2 separate regions of the Mus musculus genome follow, and region 1 is linked to region 2. A link is a loop called in an ENCODE intact Hi-C map of the cell type or tissue named here. Cell type or tissue: heart. All regions are shown on one strand.

Region 1 (8,000 bases), 68 kb after region 2:
TACCATTTCTTATACTGGTAATGAGTAGATACTTGATACGTCACAGGAAAGTAACTTTTTTCCTTCATTGTATTTTCTCATGCTTCATTTGTGTAAAACCTTTCTTAAATGTTAGGGAATAAGCAAGGCTGGTTGTCCCTGCCCCAAGTGTATAGCCAGTTTGAATCCAAATGCTTGTTTTTTTCAAGTTCTACCTCCCTAGCATTCCTATTGACATGCAGTTTATCCGTAGTCTGCCTAATTCCCTTGCCTTGTTCTCCTCAGTCCTACACACCTCCAAGTAATGAGTTCAAGATCAGCATGAAATTGGAAGCACAGGATCCCAGGAACACCACATCCACCTGTATTGCCACGGTCGTTGGATTGACAGGTGCCCGACTTCGTCTGCGCCTTGATGGCAGTGACAACAAGAATGACTTCTGGAGACTGGTTGACTCCTCTGAAATCCAGCCAATTGGAAACTGTGAGAAGAATGGCGGGATGCTGCAGCCCCCTCTAGGTGAGTATCTAGAGCCCTGCTCTCCCTGGCCAATTGGCTAGCTTCCAAAAAGTATACATCGTATTATGGAAAAGTCTGGAACACATCCCTACTCTTTTCTTTTTTTTTTTTTTTTTCATAGAGTAGTTCCCCTGAAAGGCCACCTAAAATAAAGTGACTTATCTTTACCTTAGTGCAGGGTTATAGTCCTCACACACCCTGGTTAACTTAACAAGAGACCATGCTCTTCCCATTTGTGCCAGTGCTCATGGGTCCTGAGAGAACAGAAGGGGATTGCTCCATCTAACCTACCTCAAAAACATAGAGGTGAGAGACAGACAGATAGACAGACAGACAGAGGGAGCATAAAGCTCTTATCAAATCCAAAAAAAGATGAGAGAGAAAATTCACCTGGAAGAAAGGATACCTGGTCCTCTCCCCCAGTTCTTCTCTCCCAGTTCTTACTTGGCCATTGGAATTTTCTCATTAAGGATTCATCTATTCTTTTAGTTAAACTAATAGTTACACTTCTCCTTTAGATCATAGTCATTCTTTTTGTTTTCTTGGTACCTGAGAAAATCAAGCCACCTCATCAGTTACTGACAGTTAACTATTAATTGTGGTGAGTCTTCATAAGATGGAGTGATAAGTTATGGGCTCTGGGACATGTTCCTTTCAGGATGCTGAGCTATATATTAACTGTGCTCAGGGATTATGTATCATTTGAAAGAGTTTTAACATTTTCTTCCATGTAAAAAAATTATGTGAGAAACTTTCAAGTATGTACAGAAGTAAAGAAAACAACACAATTATGTCAGTCTGTCTTCTGTTGTTACAATTATCATTGTGTACTCTATTTTACCTGTACTTGGTTGTTTCTGTCCTAAGTACAATATAGTGTCACCTTATCATGAAACAGCATGTCTCTCTTATAGGCAAGAATATTTTTAAAACATAGCTATGTCACATTATCACATTTAATAAATAAATTCATTTTTTTTTATTTTGAAACAGTTTTCTCTGTGTAGCCCTGGAACATGATCTGTAGACCAGCCTGGCCTCAGATTCAGAGACCTACCTGCCTCTGCCTACTGAGTGCTGAAATTAAAGGTGTGAAATAAGCCAGGGTTATTTGTTAATACTATTAACTATTTGTTATTTAGAATTTGCTCTTGTCACACCACCTTTACTTTCTGTATCTTCCCTGGTCTGTCTCCTTTCATACTCCTTTGAGCTCCTCACTACTTCTGTTTATCTTTTCCTCCCTCTCTTACCTCCTTTCTTTCCATCCTCCTCCTCTTCCTCCATCTCTCTCATATCCTTTCCTCTCTTCACATCCTCTTCTATATTTCTTCCTCTTCTTCTCTCCCTCTTTTCCTCTGTCCTTTCTCATCTTGATTTTCTTTGAATAAGGTTGGTTGGTATAAAGACAATATAGTTATTTGGATTAATTTCTTTTTGGGTGGCTCTGTCACTAACTTAAGAATTTCATTTAAGTGTAGGCGTGAACTTACTTTTTAATTAACTGGGTTTGCAAATATATAAGTATGTTCATTTTAAAGTAAAGTTTATGAAACAAAGTATCAAAAATTCCTCTCAGTGTTGTTTTTCCTTTTTGAATAGGCTACCACTTTCTTTAACTTTATTGTTTATTTTTCATTCAAAAACTATAGCCACAGACTTTGGATATAGTTCAGAGATAGACCACTTGCATAGCATGCACAAGATCCTGGATACAGTACCTGACACTGAAAAAGTAATATAAAAGCAAACCAAAGCCGGGTGTGGTGGCGCACGTCTTTAATCCCAGCACTCGGGAGGCATAGGCAGGCAGATTTCTGAGTTCGAGGCCAGCCTGGTCTACAAAGTGAGCTCCAGGACAGCCAGGGCTATACAGAGAAACCCTGTCTCGAAAAACCAAAAAAAAAAAAAAAAGCAAACCAAAAAAATCTTTAAAAAGGGGGGGTGGGGAGCTGGAGAGATGGCTCGGTGGTTAAAAGCACTGACTGCTCTTCTGGAGGTCCTGAGTTCAGATTCCAGCAACCACATGGTAGCTCACAACCATCCGTAATGATATCTGACGCCCTCTTCTGGAGTGTCAGAAGATAGCTACAGTGTACTTACATATAATAAATAAATAAATCTTTAAAAATAAATAAATGCAAACAAAAATATAAAAAATATATTTAGGTATATGTGTGTGTGTGTGTGTGTACACATATATAACTGTTACATATTAAAATGAATATATTTGTGCCAGAAGAAAGAGTAATAAGAGTATGTGTGTGTGTGTGTATATATATATTTTTTTTTTGTTAATTATGTGATGCATATACATTACATGTATGCCTATAAAAGATAGCATACTTTACAAACTTGTCTTAGCTTTGTCTTTTTTGTGTACTGGGATGTCCTAAAGATAACTTTACAGTGAAATAGAATTATTCCTACTGCCTCTTCCAGTTGCACAGTGCTATTTGCTATTTTATTGTGCTACTTTTGGATGGCAATTTAGAAGCATGTTGCTGGGGATAGTTGGTAGAATGCTTGTCTTGCATACATGAATCTCCAGCACTTCAAAACAATAACAACAAAACAGCAATAACAAAAGGCAGCTATTGTGTGGACTGGGAATACAACTCAGTGGTAGCTTACTTCTCACTTGCCTGCCCTAGGGTATGAAGCTCTAGGGTTCAGTTCTCAACCCAACAACAACAACAAAAAAGAAACTCTTTAATACAGAGAATGTAGCTTAGTTGATAGAGAGATTAACTAGCATGTGTGAGACTGAGAACCTTGGGTTCAACCCCAAGCACTGAATAAGCTGAGTATGGTTGTTCATATTTATAATCCCAGCACTCAGGAGATGGAGGTAAAAGAACCAGAAGTTCAAGGTCACCCTTGTCTGCATAATGATTTCAAGGCCAGCCTGGGATTCATGAGGCTGTGTCTCAAAACAAACAATAGAATAGAAACATTTTCAGAGATTATTAAAACTATATACTCAGTGATAATAATGAGTATATGTAAAGTAATAAAAAAATTCTTATAAGCCTATATATCAAAAAAGAAAACAGGGCTGGAGAGATGGCTCAGTGGTTAAGAGCACTGACTGCTCTTCCAGAGGTCCTGAGTTCAAATCCCATGCAACCACATGGTGGCTCACAACCATCTGTAATGAGATCTGACACCCTCTTCTGGTGTGCCTGAAGACAGCTACAGTGTACTTACATATAACATTAAATTTCCTTTAAAAAAAAAAAAAAAAAGGAACAGTGTCTCTACAAGAGCTGGAGAGATGGCTCAGTGGTTAAGAGCACAGACTGCTCTTCCAAAGGTCCTGAGTTCAAATCCCAGCAACTACATGGTGGCTCACAACCATCTGTAATGAGATCTGACGCCCTCTTCTGGTGCATCTGAAGACAACTACAGTGTACTTAGATATAATAATAAATAAATCTTTAAAAAAAATCTTATAAACCTATATATCAAAAAAGAAAACAGGGCTGGAGAGATGGCTCAGTGGTTAAGAGCACTGACTGCTCTTCTGAAGGTCCTGAGTTCAAATCCCAGCAACCACATGGTGGCTCTCAACCATCTGTAATGAGATCTGGCGCCCTCTTCTGGTGTGTCTAAAGACAGTTTCAGTGTACTTAGATATGATAATAAGTAAATCTTTAAGCCGAAGGGAGTGGGGCTGACCAGAACAAGCAGAGGGCCTAAATTCAAATTCTCAGCAACCACATGATGGTTCACAACCGTCAGTACAGCTACAGTGTACTCATCTACATAAACTAAAGAAAATTTTAAAAAATAAAAGAAAACAAATCAAACCATTGCCAACTCATACTTAAATATAACTTTGAGTTAAGAATACAACAAATTGCTGGGCATGGTGGCACACGCCTTTAATCCCAGTACTTGGGAGGCAGAGGCAGGCAGATTTCTGAGTTTGAGGCCAGCCTGCTCTACAGAGTGAGTTCCAGGACAGCCAGGGCTACACAAAGAAACTCTGTCTCAAAACAACAACAACAACAATAACAAAAAAATACAACAAATTAAGCTACATTTTCATAAGAATATGAAGCTCTGATACCATCAGAGGCCAGATGGTATTCTTATTCAGGCAGAAAAGAAGAGCACTGGAGATCTAACATAGCCTAGAAAGAAAAAGACCCATATAGAGCAGGAGATATTCAAAATAAAGCTGAGACTCAGTGGACTCAGTTATATGCTACTACATCATGAAGCAGGAGGGTCTGAGCTAGTAGTATGAAAGACTAGAAAAAGGAGAACAATATTGGGGAGAAAAAACACTGTTGTGGGAAAGGAGACTTAGTGTTACAACAGGGAAGAAGGAAATAGAGTGGAATTCAAGTCTATGTAGAACATAAGAGAATAAAAATCAAAAGACATCCCAATCTCCTCATCTCTTTCCAAAGAAGTCTGTCTTCTAAAGAAATTACATTTCATTATGGCAACTCAGAAACTTAAGTTCCCTGCCAAAATAGAACCTCTGGATTTTATTGATCTAGGAAAACTAGACACTTGAAAATAATCAGTCAACCTCCATAAAAAGTAAGAAAAAGAGATGAGAATGAAACTACTTCAGTTACTGAAAATCTTGTTGCCAAAACCAATGACTAATCAGAAAGAAACTTGCACAACAACCTAACTTGAGTTAAACAAGTCCTGACAGGTGGAGAAAAATACCTTGACGCACAGTGAAAATCACGCTAGAAATGTGTGCTAGAAAATGTGAAACAGGATTGTCCAAACTTGGAAAACATTGATGAATCAAAATCACCTCAATTAAAACTTCAGTTCCAAGATGGCCAATGAGACAACAGATCCAAATGAAAACACTAAAGGAATGTTGAGGAGAGAAGGAAAAACATCCAAGAGAGTAAGATGGACTGGAAAGGTAAAATCTCATGGAAGGACATATGAAACCTAGAACATGGCCCACAAAGATCCACCCTGTGCATCTGTATGGGGGGGTTTGTTTGACAGACAAAGCAGAACAAAATAAAGGTTTAAAATAAATTTAAAGAAAAAAAGAGACCTAAATCTATGTTTAAGGGGGCTATTTTTCTTTCTTTTTTTAATGATTTATTTATTTATTATATGTAAGTACACTGTAGCTGTCTTCAGACACACCAGAAAAGGGTGTCAGATCTCATTACGGATGGTTGTGAGCCACCATGTGGTTGCTAGGATTTGAACTCTGGACCTCCGGAAGAGCAGTCAGTGCTCTTAGCTGCTGAGCCATCTCTCCAGCCCAAGGGGCTATTTTTCACTTTCTGGGAAGTGTACTTCAGATTGGTCAACTCTGAAACATTATTCTAGCAAAAACTACTAAATATGAAGGAGGAAGAGAAAGGAAGAAGAAAAGGAAGAGGAGGAGGAGGAGAAAAGACCAAGTCTTTTCTTTAATTGGATATTTTCTTTATTTACATTTCAAATGTTAACCCTTTTCCCAGTTTCTGTTCCCTAAACCCTCTATTCCATCCCCCTGCTTCTATGAGGATGTTCCCCAACCCACCCACCCACTCTTGCCTCCCTGCCCTCGCATTCCCCTACACTGGGGCATCGAGCCTTCACAGGACCAAGAGCCTCTCCTCCCATTGATGGCCGACAAGGTCATCCTCTGGTACATATGCAGCTGGAGCCATGGGTCCTTCTATGAGTACTCCTTGGATGTTGTTCATCCCAGGGAGCTGGGGGGGGGGAGGGGCTCTGGTTGGTTGATATTGTTGTTGTTCTTATGGGGTTGGAAACCCCTTCAGCTCCTTTAGTCCTTTCTCTAAGTCCTCTGTAGGAGACAGATCAGGGAAACCTCTGCTATTATTTGTGCCAGGGGCCTCAGACCAGCCCATGTATGCTGCCTGGTTGGTGGCTCAGTCCCTGGGTTCTGGGTAAGTTGAGACTGCTGGTCTTCTATGGGGTCACTCTCCTTTTCAACTTCTTCAATCCTTCCCCCAATTCAATCATAGGGGTCTCTGCCTTGAGTCCAATGCTTCTGTCATAGTCAGCTGCTAGTAGGTCTCTCTCATGGTTCCTGTCTATAAGCACATCATAGCATAGTAGTGTCAGGCCTTGTTGTCCCCCCCCATGAGATGGATACTAAGTTGGACTGTCTTTCCTTCAGTCTCTTCTCCATTTTTGTCCCTGCAGTTCTTTTAGACAGGAACAATTCTGAGTCAGAAATTTTGACTGTGTCTTATAGTTAACCCTGGCCCTACACTTGAGGTCCTGTCTATCTACTGGAGGTAGACTCTTTGAGTTCCCTCTCCCCAATGCTAGACATTTTGGTTAAGGTCACTCCTAATGAGTCCTGAGAGTGTCTCACCTCCTGGGTCTCTGGTACTTTCTAAAGGGTCCCCCTGCCTCCCATTCCCCAAGGCTGCTTGTTTCCATTCCTTCTCTTGACCCTCTGGGCTTCTCTCCTGTCCCCCCTTTTCCCCTTCCCCTTTCCTCTCCCATTCAGGTCCCTCCCTCCCTCCACCTCCCATGATTATTTCCTTCCCCCCCTTTTTTTTTTTAAGAGATTCTTTTTTTTTTTTTAAAGATTTATTTATTTATTATATGTAAGTACATTGTAGCTGTCTTCAGACACTCCAGAAGAGGGAGTCAGATCTCATTACGGATGGTTGTGAGCCACCATGTGGTTGCTGGGATTTGAACTCTGGACCTTCGGAAGAGCAGCCGGGTGCTCTAACCCACTGAGCCATCTCACCAGCCCTCCTTCCCCTTTCTAAGTGGGATTGAAGCCTCCTCACTTGGCATTTCTGCTTGTTACACTTCTTATGGTCTGTAGGTTGAATCCTAGGTATTCTGTACTTTTTGGCTAATACCCACTTATCAGTGAGTACATACATACTGATGTCCATCCATTTGCCTGCAAACTTCATGATCTCGTTTTAATAGCTGAGTAGTATTCCATTGTGTAAATGAATCACATTTTTTTGTATCCTTTCTTCATAGACTACATGGCTCAAAGATGGCAACCTTCCCTCAGAACTACTATTATTGACCCATTCTTCTCAATATTGTGTTTAAACAGTGCTTCTGGAGCAGTCGGTCTAAAACTTGGATATCTGCTAAAATCACTAGGGAGCTTTAAGTAATTTCTTTATCTAGGTTTTAGATTGGTAAAGTCAGAATTTGGGTAGTAAAACAGACAGAGCCTGTAAATCACCCCTGAAGGTTCCACTGTCCAAATTTAGTTCTGCTCTAAGCAGAACTAAACAGGATAGAATAAACTGCTTTCTCAGCAACGTTGGCTACCATCTGATAGGTATGTGCTATGCAATGTGAAAGGAACTCTGTGTGTGGTCTATATTGTTGTTCAATCATTTTCTTTGCTATATAGCTTTCAGGATCAGTGGAGAGATTTTTTTCCAAGGATACATCGATTGTTTCGATTGTTTATTGAACTTTATAGAAATTTGTAAATTTTTATTGAAGAAAAACAATCAAAATATTAGAGAGAAGAGGTTTTTATCATAGTGCCTTAAAT
Region 2 (8,000 bases):
AAGGAAGACTGTGGTTATACCATGGAGAGCCTTGAATGCCAGGCTGAGAAGTTTGGATTGTGGCCCGTTGCTAATGAGGTCTTATTAAGTTTTATGAACTAGGAGACACACTGCCAGGATCTGGCAGCTGTGGGCGGCAAGTTGGAGAGAACACAATCTGGATTTAGGTTACAACCCCTATAGCTACTTTATTGGACTTGGCTAAGTAAAGGAAGTCATTTCAAAACCACTACTATGGTTTGCATCTTAAATGTCTCCTAAAAGTTAATGTGTTGAAGGCTTGGTCCTCAGTATAGTGTTCAGAGGTGGGACATTTTGGGAGGTGATTGGATTATGAAGGATCTAACCTCATGAGTGGATAAATCAATAGACAGATTCATAACTTAATGGGTCTGGGAAGAAGGCCTTTGCTATAAAAATGAGTCTCTTATTGCTTCCTTACCACACATATAAAAGTGAATGGGTAGAGACTAGCAAGATGGCCAGTGGGTAAAGTGCTGGCTGCAAAATCATGAAGCACTCACGTGAAACCTTGGTACAGTTGCTGATCTACATCTGTAATCCCAACACGGGGCTGGGGGAGTAAGGACAGTCAGATCCCCGGGTATCACAGACTAGCCAGCTAACTAGTGATGTCTAGGCTCAATGAATACGATAAAAAGCAATAGAAAAAGACATTGGATGTCAACCTCTGGCCTCTACGGGTACTCACAGGCACATACACATACATGTGAACACATACATGCATGGAACACACGGTTAGCCAAGTGAAGGAACAACGCATGGAAACCTCTGAATTGGCCAAACACGCCTTTGATTTCTCTCAGGCACGCTGTCACTGTGGCAGAAAGGAGACTAACCATAGTTTTAGCCCTAGATGGCTGTCAGTTTAGCAGTGCCATTGGCTGAAGTGCTGGACTAAGACCGAGAACGTTTACTTTACTCCTTAACCTGTGAAGCTGATGGGCTCCATTCGGAACTGTTGAGCAGGAATGGAGCTGAAAATGAGCAAGTCTGAGCGAAGGGCTGGTGATAGAAGCCAAATGCTCTGCGGTAAACCTTTCAACAACTTGAGACAGGCATTTGATATTCCCCAAGGGAGGAGCTTTCTACTCTTTGTATTATTGTTTTGTGTTTGAAGCAGGGTCTCACTATGTAGCCCAGGCTGGACTTGAGCTGGGGATTTTCTGTCTCAAGCTCTCAAGTGTTGGGAGTGCCAACACACTTGAAAGTGAAGGAAACAGAAGGCGGGTCTGGCGAGGTCAGCCTCATACTTTGTAACCAACTGCTCTGCTCCACCACACCATGGGAGCCTTCTCAGCACCCCAACACATAGTCCCTCAGACTTTTCATCGCAGGCTACTCAGTGGGTTCCTGGTAAATGTGGATTACTTGTCCTGTGATGGTATATGCACCATGGTCACAGCAACTTGGGGAGAAACAGCCCATTATTGAGGGGAGTCAGGGCAGGAACTCAAGCAAGCAAGGGACCAGGAGGCAAGAGCCAGTGCAGAGGCCATAGAGAGATGCTGCTTACTGGCTTAACAGTTCTCATTTTCCTGAAGAGCTGTGGGCACAGGAATCTTCACGCTGTGCTCCCAACAAGGCATTATTATTCTTTTTTCCAACAAAGCATTATTAAGAAAAGGACACCTCAGTTCACTGACCCCTGAAAGGACCTTAGGGGCACCCTGAGGCTCAAAGTGCATATTACCATGGACTCAAAAAAAAAAAAAAAACCAATTTGGATGGCCTTTCCTTCAGTTTCTGTGTCACACTTTGTCTCCATATTTCCTCCTGTGAAATTTTGTTCCCCCTTCTAAGAAGCACTGAAGCATCCACACTTTGATCTTCCTTCTTCTTGAGCTTCATATGGTCTGTGAATCATATCTTGGGTATACTGAACTTTTGGGCTAATATCCACTTATCAGTGAGTACATACCATGTGTGTTCTTTTGTGATTGGGTTATCTCACTCAGGGTGGTATTTTCAAGTTTCATCCATTTACCTGTGAATTTCATGAAGTCATTGTTTTTAATAGCTGAGTAGTGCTCCATTGTGTAAATGTAACACATTTTCTATATCCATTCTTCTGTTGAGGGGCATTTGGGTTGTTTCCAGCATCTAGCTATTATAAATAAGGCTGCTATGAACATAGTGGAGCATGTGTCCTTATTACATGTTGGAACATCTTCTGGGTATATGCCCAGGAATGGTATAGCTGGGCCCTCAGGTAGTACTATGTCCAATTTTCTGAGGAATTACCAGATTGATTTCCAGAGTGGTTGTACCAGTTTGCAATCCCACCAGCAATGGAGGAATGTTCCTCTTTCTCCACATCCTTGCTAGCATCTGCTGTCACCTGAGTTTTTGATCTTAGCCATTCTGACTGGTGTGAGATGGAATCTGAGTTGTTTTGATTTGCATTTTCCTGATGACTAAGGATGTTGAACATTTCTTTAGGTGCTTCTCAGCCATTCGATTTTCCTCAGTTGAGAATTCTGTTTAGCCCTGTTCCCCATTTTTAAATAGGGTTCTTTGGTTCTCTGGAGTCTAACTTCTTGAGTTCCTTGTATATATTGGATATTAGCCCTCTATGTAGGATTGGTAAAGATCTTTTCCCAACCTATTGGTTGCTGTTTTGACCTATTGTGGTTTGCCTTACAGAAGTCTTGCAATCTTCTTTTTGTTTGTTTGTTTTTTGTTTTGTTTTGTTTTTTTGTTTTTTGAGACAGGGTTTCTCTGTGTAGCCCTGGCTGTCCTGGAACTCACTCTGTAGACCAGGCTGGCCTCGAACACAGAGATCTACCTGCCTCTGCTTCCCAAGTGCTGAGTTTAAGGCATGCCACCATCGCCTGGCAAGCCTTGCAATCTTATGAGGTCCCATTTTCAATTCTTGATCTTAGAGCATAAATATTGGTGTTCAGGAATGTTTCCCCTGTGCCCATGTGTTCGAGGTTCTTCCCCACTTTCTCTTCTATTAGATCCAGGGTATCTGGTTTTCTGTAGAGGTCCTTGATCCACTTGGACTTGAACTTTGTACAGGGAGAAGGAAGGTCCATCCAGAGACTGCCCCACTTGGGAATCTATCCCGTATACAGTTGCCAAACCCAGACGCTATTGCAGATGCTAGAAAGTGCTTGCTGACTGGAGCCTGATATGGCTGTCTCCTGAGACGCTCTGCCAAAGCCTGACAGATACAGAGGCAGATGCTTGCAGCCAACTATTGGACTGAGCATGGGGTCCCCAATGAAGGAATTGGAGAAGGGACTGAAGGAACTGAGGGGGTTTGTAGCCCTATGGGGGGAGCAACAGTGTCAACTGGCCAGACCCCTCCCCCCCCAGCTCCCGGGGACTGGATCACCAACCAAAGAGTATACAGGGAGGGACCCATGGCTCCGGCCATATATGTGGCAGAGGATAGCCTCGTTGGACATCAGTGGGAGGAGCGGCCCTTGGGCCTTAGGGGTTTGATCCCTCAGTGTCGTGGAATGTCAAGGAGGGAAGGCATTGAGTGTGTGGGTGGGTGGGGGAGCACCCTCATAGAGGCTGGGGGAGCAGGGATAGGATAGGGGGTTTTTGGAGGGGAGACCTGGAAAGGGGATAACGTTTGAAATGTAATAAGGAAAATATCCAATAGAAGAGAGAGAGGAAAAAAAATTGAAGTTCTAGTGTAGATGTGCAAGGATCTGCCGTGCTTTGGCTTCCCTTCATTCTCTAACATTAACAGCATCACCACCAGATTCCCAGAGCCTCTCAGACTCTTGATAGCCATCCCTGCCACACCTTTGCTCTCAGTCTCTCCTCATCCTGAGAAGCCTTTCTTTGCAGCTTCCTCTAGGAACCAGATTGAATGAGCTTCGGGCTAAGTAAGGGCTGCTTTCCCGGAACTCTCTGGTTCTGGTGTGAGTTCCATAGCTGTGATAAAGACCCCTACCAAAAGCAACCTGGGAGAGGAAATGGTTTATTTGGCTTACACTTCCACAACATTGTTCATCTCTGAGGGAGGTGAGAACAGCAACAGGGAGACAGGAAATGAAGCTAGGCTATGGAGCAACATCCTTTATTGGCCTCTCTTTATACCACCTAGGACCACCTCTGCCCAGGGGTAGCACCTCCCACATCAATCATTAGACAAGAAAATGCCCACCCAGACTTTGCCTATAGGCCATTCTGATGGAGACTGTTATGCAACTGAGATTCCACCTTCTGAGATAAGAGTAGATTTGTTTCAGGCTGATAAAAATCAACCAGCATTTCCCTTAACACCTGACCTCCAGGCAAGAGCACAGCCAGTAAAATTGTGTGATCTTGGAGACGTAGCTCTCCCCCCCACCCCCATGAACTTCAGTTTCCGCGGGCTAAAACATAACGTTCTTGAGACACAATTGTGTGTGGGGTGGGGTAGCATCATTGGAAGGACCCTAGCCACTGTAGTACCTAGCACGCTAACATTCAAAGCCTACTACGGGGCAAAAGTGAAGGCCTGCTTTTGTTAGTCTTGTTGCACCTTTTGGGGCGCACTGGTTTTCTCCTCATAGTAGTTTTCCTCCCGCCTGCGCATTGGAAAGACTAAAGGTGCGAAGGAACTCTTTTAAGATTACTCCACAGCCGGCCACCAGCTGGGTGGGGGCTGAGGGCCGACGGGATTCGAACCTGGGACCTCAGAGGACGTCATTCACTTGTCTGGGAGACGCGAGCAATCCAGTGGGTCGCGGCTTTTTTTTTTTTTTTTTTTTTTTTTTTTTTTTTTTTAGGGCTGGCGGTCGCGAGGCGGGGGGAAGGCGCGAGGGGTCGCCCCTTCCCGCCGCCCCGCGCGCGCGCGCGAGAGAACCCAACGGCCGCGGCGCGCGCCACCTCGCGGCAGGAGTCTCTGGCGGGCGGGGCTGGGCAGCTCTCGCCCCCGCCCCCCGCCCCTCGGCCGCCGCCGCCGCCGCCGCCGCCGCCTCGGTGGAGCCCCCCGCCTCCCGCCGCCGCCTCAGCCGAGCCGCTCTCCAGAGCCGTCGCCCGCCCCTGCCGGCGTCCTCGCTCGCTCCCTGCGCAGCGGAAACATGGCGGCTGGATGGGAGTGAGCCGCCCGCGCCCCGCGCCGCTGTCGCCCTCAGGTAAGCGCCTCACTGCCACCCCCGGCCCGGTCCGGGCCCCTCAAGGCCCGCCTTACGGCCACGGGCTGGAGCGAGTCCCCGCCCGGTGACCCTGGTGTCTGTGTCCGCGGCCCTCCGGCGGCCGTGTCAACCCGGCCAGAACCCCGGCGGCCTGCGCCGCATCTGCTCGGGCCCAGTGTCCGGCGGCGGCCTGACGCGTCGGGGTCGGTCGGGGGCGCGGCGCGCGAGTCCCCGCACAGGGCCCCTTCCGAGCGGGGAGCAGGGCTTGGGGCGGAACCGGGAAGCCTGGCTCGGGCCCAGTGCGGGGGCTCTTTCGGGCTGCTGGGACGCGTCGCCAGAGAGATTCGCCTGGGTCCCAGCAGCGGAGCACCGGGGGTCGTGAACACAGTGGGCTTGGAGCTTTCTTCAGGGGTCCCGGGGCTGGGGGCGGGGTGGGGGAGACTCACTTGTGTCACCTGCCTGGAGCCGGGCAAACACCCGGCGGCTACAGAAGGTTTCGAACCTGAGACAGGGAACGGCGGACAACCTTAGAGCACAGCAGGGGAAGGAGTTCCCTAGTAGATAGGTGAACCCCAAAACATACCCCAAAGCGAAGAGATCTGAGAGTCATCCAGGCTCCCCCTACTCTTATCCTATTCGGGAAGGAAGTTATCTTTAAAAATTCCAAATAATACCCTAATAATTTGGCGAACCTTTTAGGACGGCTCTCCGTCCTAGTCCTAATAACCTTTCTAAAGTAAGGCCGTCCAGTCTGGTCCTGGATGGATTTGGTTATAGGTAGAAAGGAACGGCTGTCTCTCGTCTTTCTGCTTCGTTTCCTCTTGGGCAGCTGTTAAGAGTGAAGATAGTAATCGTGTCCCCTGAGTCTTATTTTGGCTAACTCCCAATTCCTTTAGTCTTTTTCTTTACTCTGGTCTTTGATCCGCTCCTTTGATGAGCACTGGTTTGCCCATATTGCCCCCACAGAAGAGCTTCTTGTGAGCAGAGAGACCAAGCTCAATCATTTCTAAGGGAAGAGCTTTGACCCTAAAGGACTGACCTTAAATAAAAAGTACTCTCCCTTCCTCATTTTCGTACTGCGTTGAACTTAGCGGGTGGGGGTAGGGAGGGGAGAGGGAAAAGCTGTATAGTAGTAGCATGTGTTCCCCCAAGCTAAAAGAGATCATCCTGTTTTGTGGTTTCTCTTCCTTTGAAAAATTGAACACTTCATCAAGTGAGCTAATGTATATCAAAAGATTGTACAGTGTAATATATCATGCAGATAAAAGAGCTTATTATTTTTGCTCTAAAAAGGACTGAGACCTAGATTGGTGCCAAACTGCAATTTAATATTTGCTTGGAGAGAGAACTGCCTTATGACAATGAACTCTGCTTTTTTTCCCTGCCAGCAGAAGGCCTCAACTTGCTGTGAAAAAAACACTTTCTGTTGCTCATTAAAAAAGCATTCCTTTTTTTTCCTTTTTTTTTTTTTAAAGTTTAATTCTTAGCCTTGGTGGTACGTAGGGTTAAAGTACTTAAAACGGATCTTTTATTAGTTTTTTAGACCTTTGCCTAAGCATCCCTGCAAACAAGTAATTTCTTAAGCCCATTAGGGAAGTGATGGCTTTGTAGATAAAATGCTAAGATCTGTGGCTGGGACCTCATTCAAGATCTGAGCAAAGTTTCACTGTTTTTGTAACTAAGGCAAGCGCATACCAGCAGTCAGAACTGTGTTTATCTTTGTACTTATGTCTTTGTTTTTTGAATTGGTTAGTGGTTTTTAAGTTTGTAGCACATAAGTCAAAATTTTAAAGGTGTTGCTTTTTAATTGTGTGTGTGTGTGTGTGCGCGCGCGCCCATGGAGGCTAGAGGAATAAGATTTCTCTACAACTGGAGTTATAGAGAGTTGTAAGATAACAGTTGGGTGCTAAGAGCTAGGCTTGGTTCCTCTGGAAGAGAGATACATGATCTTAAACATTGAGCTATCTCACCAGCTCCACACATGTCAGATTTTAATTTCTGGAATGTTAGTTTGTGCAAATACTGTTTCACTTTTGTGTAACTTGTTAAAGAATTATATGGTGCCATTCTGTACAGAACTGCACCCTCCAGGGTAAGGATTCAAAACTGGGAAAACTCTGATATGAACATTACAATGAAATTTAAACTTGCTGTATTGTAACCTTTATACTTATATACTACCATGTGTCAGGCATTGAGTTATGTATGGTGTAGACTGGACACACAGATAAGTGGGACATTTGTAACATTGTGGAGCTGGACCAATGTGGTGCTTACACAGGCTAGCTCAATAAAAGTTAAGCACTGCATGGAGAGTGAGGGCTTTTGAACTAGCCAGGCTTTGAGGGAAGGCTATGGGGAGGGATGAGCCTAGGCTCTGGTGATGAGGGGGCCAAGAGGAGTAGAATATGCCTTAGAGAAAATAGAACAAATAAAGGAAAAGTAAGAGAAAAGGATTGACCCCCACAAAACCCACAACACTTTGTGACTGCCAATAATGTAACGGTAGAGATAAAATATAGTAAATTATGAAGGTCCAGCCAGGCAAAGACTGTGTCATGGTGGACCTTGTATATATAAATATTGTGAAATTAATTCAGTGGGGGATGTTCTTTAATCACTGAAGGCTTACTTTAAAAAAAAGTAGACATGGTTGAAGTAACATTAAAAATGGTTACAGAGATGAAAAAGTAAGAAATGAGTTTGAGAAAGCTTATGAGGTCTTATGTGTATGAGGGAATAATTCATGTTGTATTCAGGTCTTAGGCTTGGATAACCATAGGAGGAGGGTGTCATTAATTGAAACAGGAAACACTTGGAGATGGGTTTATTTTATTCTTATTTTTAGATTTAGCAATTTTTTGAGTTAGACCAGGGGACAAATAATGGAAGTAA

What was found. Peaks named below come from ENCODE experiments on the same cell type or tissue, not always from the same donor. Only the 100,000 strongest peaks of a DNase experiment are listed, where the experiment ranks them.
Region 1: a loop joins it to region 2, with 2.3 times the contacts of the local background. A loop is called at or near these places in 3 of 42 quality-filtered maps.

The regions. Positions count from the first base shown.
Region 1 is chr4:120,467,971-120,475,970 of GRCm38, forward strand. It overlaps Scmh1 (sex comb on midleg homolog 1), which reads left to right. Exons shown (of 18, transcript NM_001379185.1): 8 at 265-499. Among named protein-coding and RNA genes, the nearest start is that of Slfnl1, 60 kb to the right of the region's middle. In heart, no CTCF peak of the experiment used is centred here; no DNase peak of the experiment used is centred here.
Region 2 is chr4:120,400,352-120,408,351 of GRCm38, forward strand. It overlaps Scmh1 (sex comb on midleg homolog 1), which reads left to right and starts at 4,997. Exons shown (of 18, transcript NM_001379185.1): 1 at 4,997-5,105. In heart, a CTCF peak has its summit at 4,852; a DNase peak (open chromatin) is centred at 5,210; H3K4me3 peaks cover 3,045 bases; H3K27ac peaks cover 2,840 bases.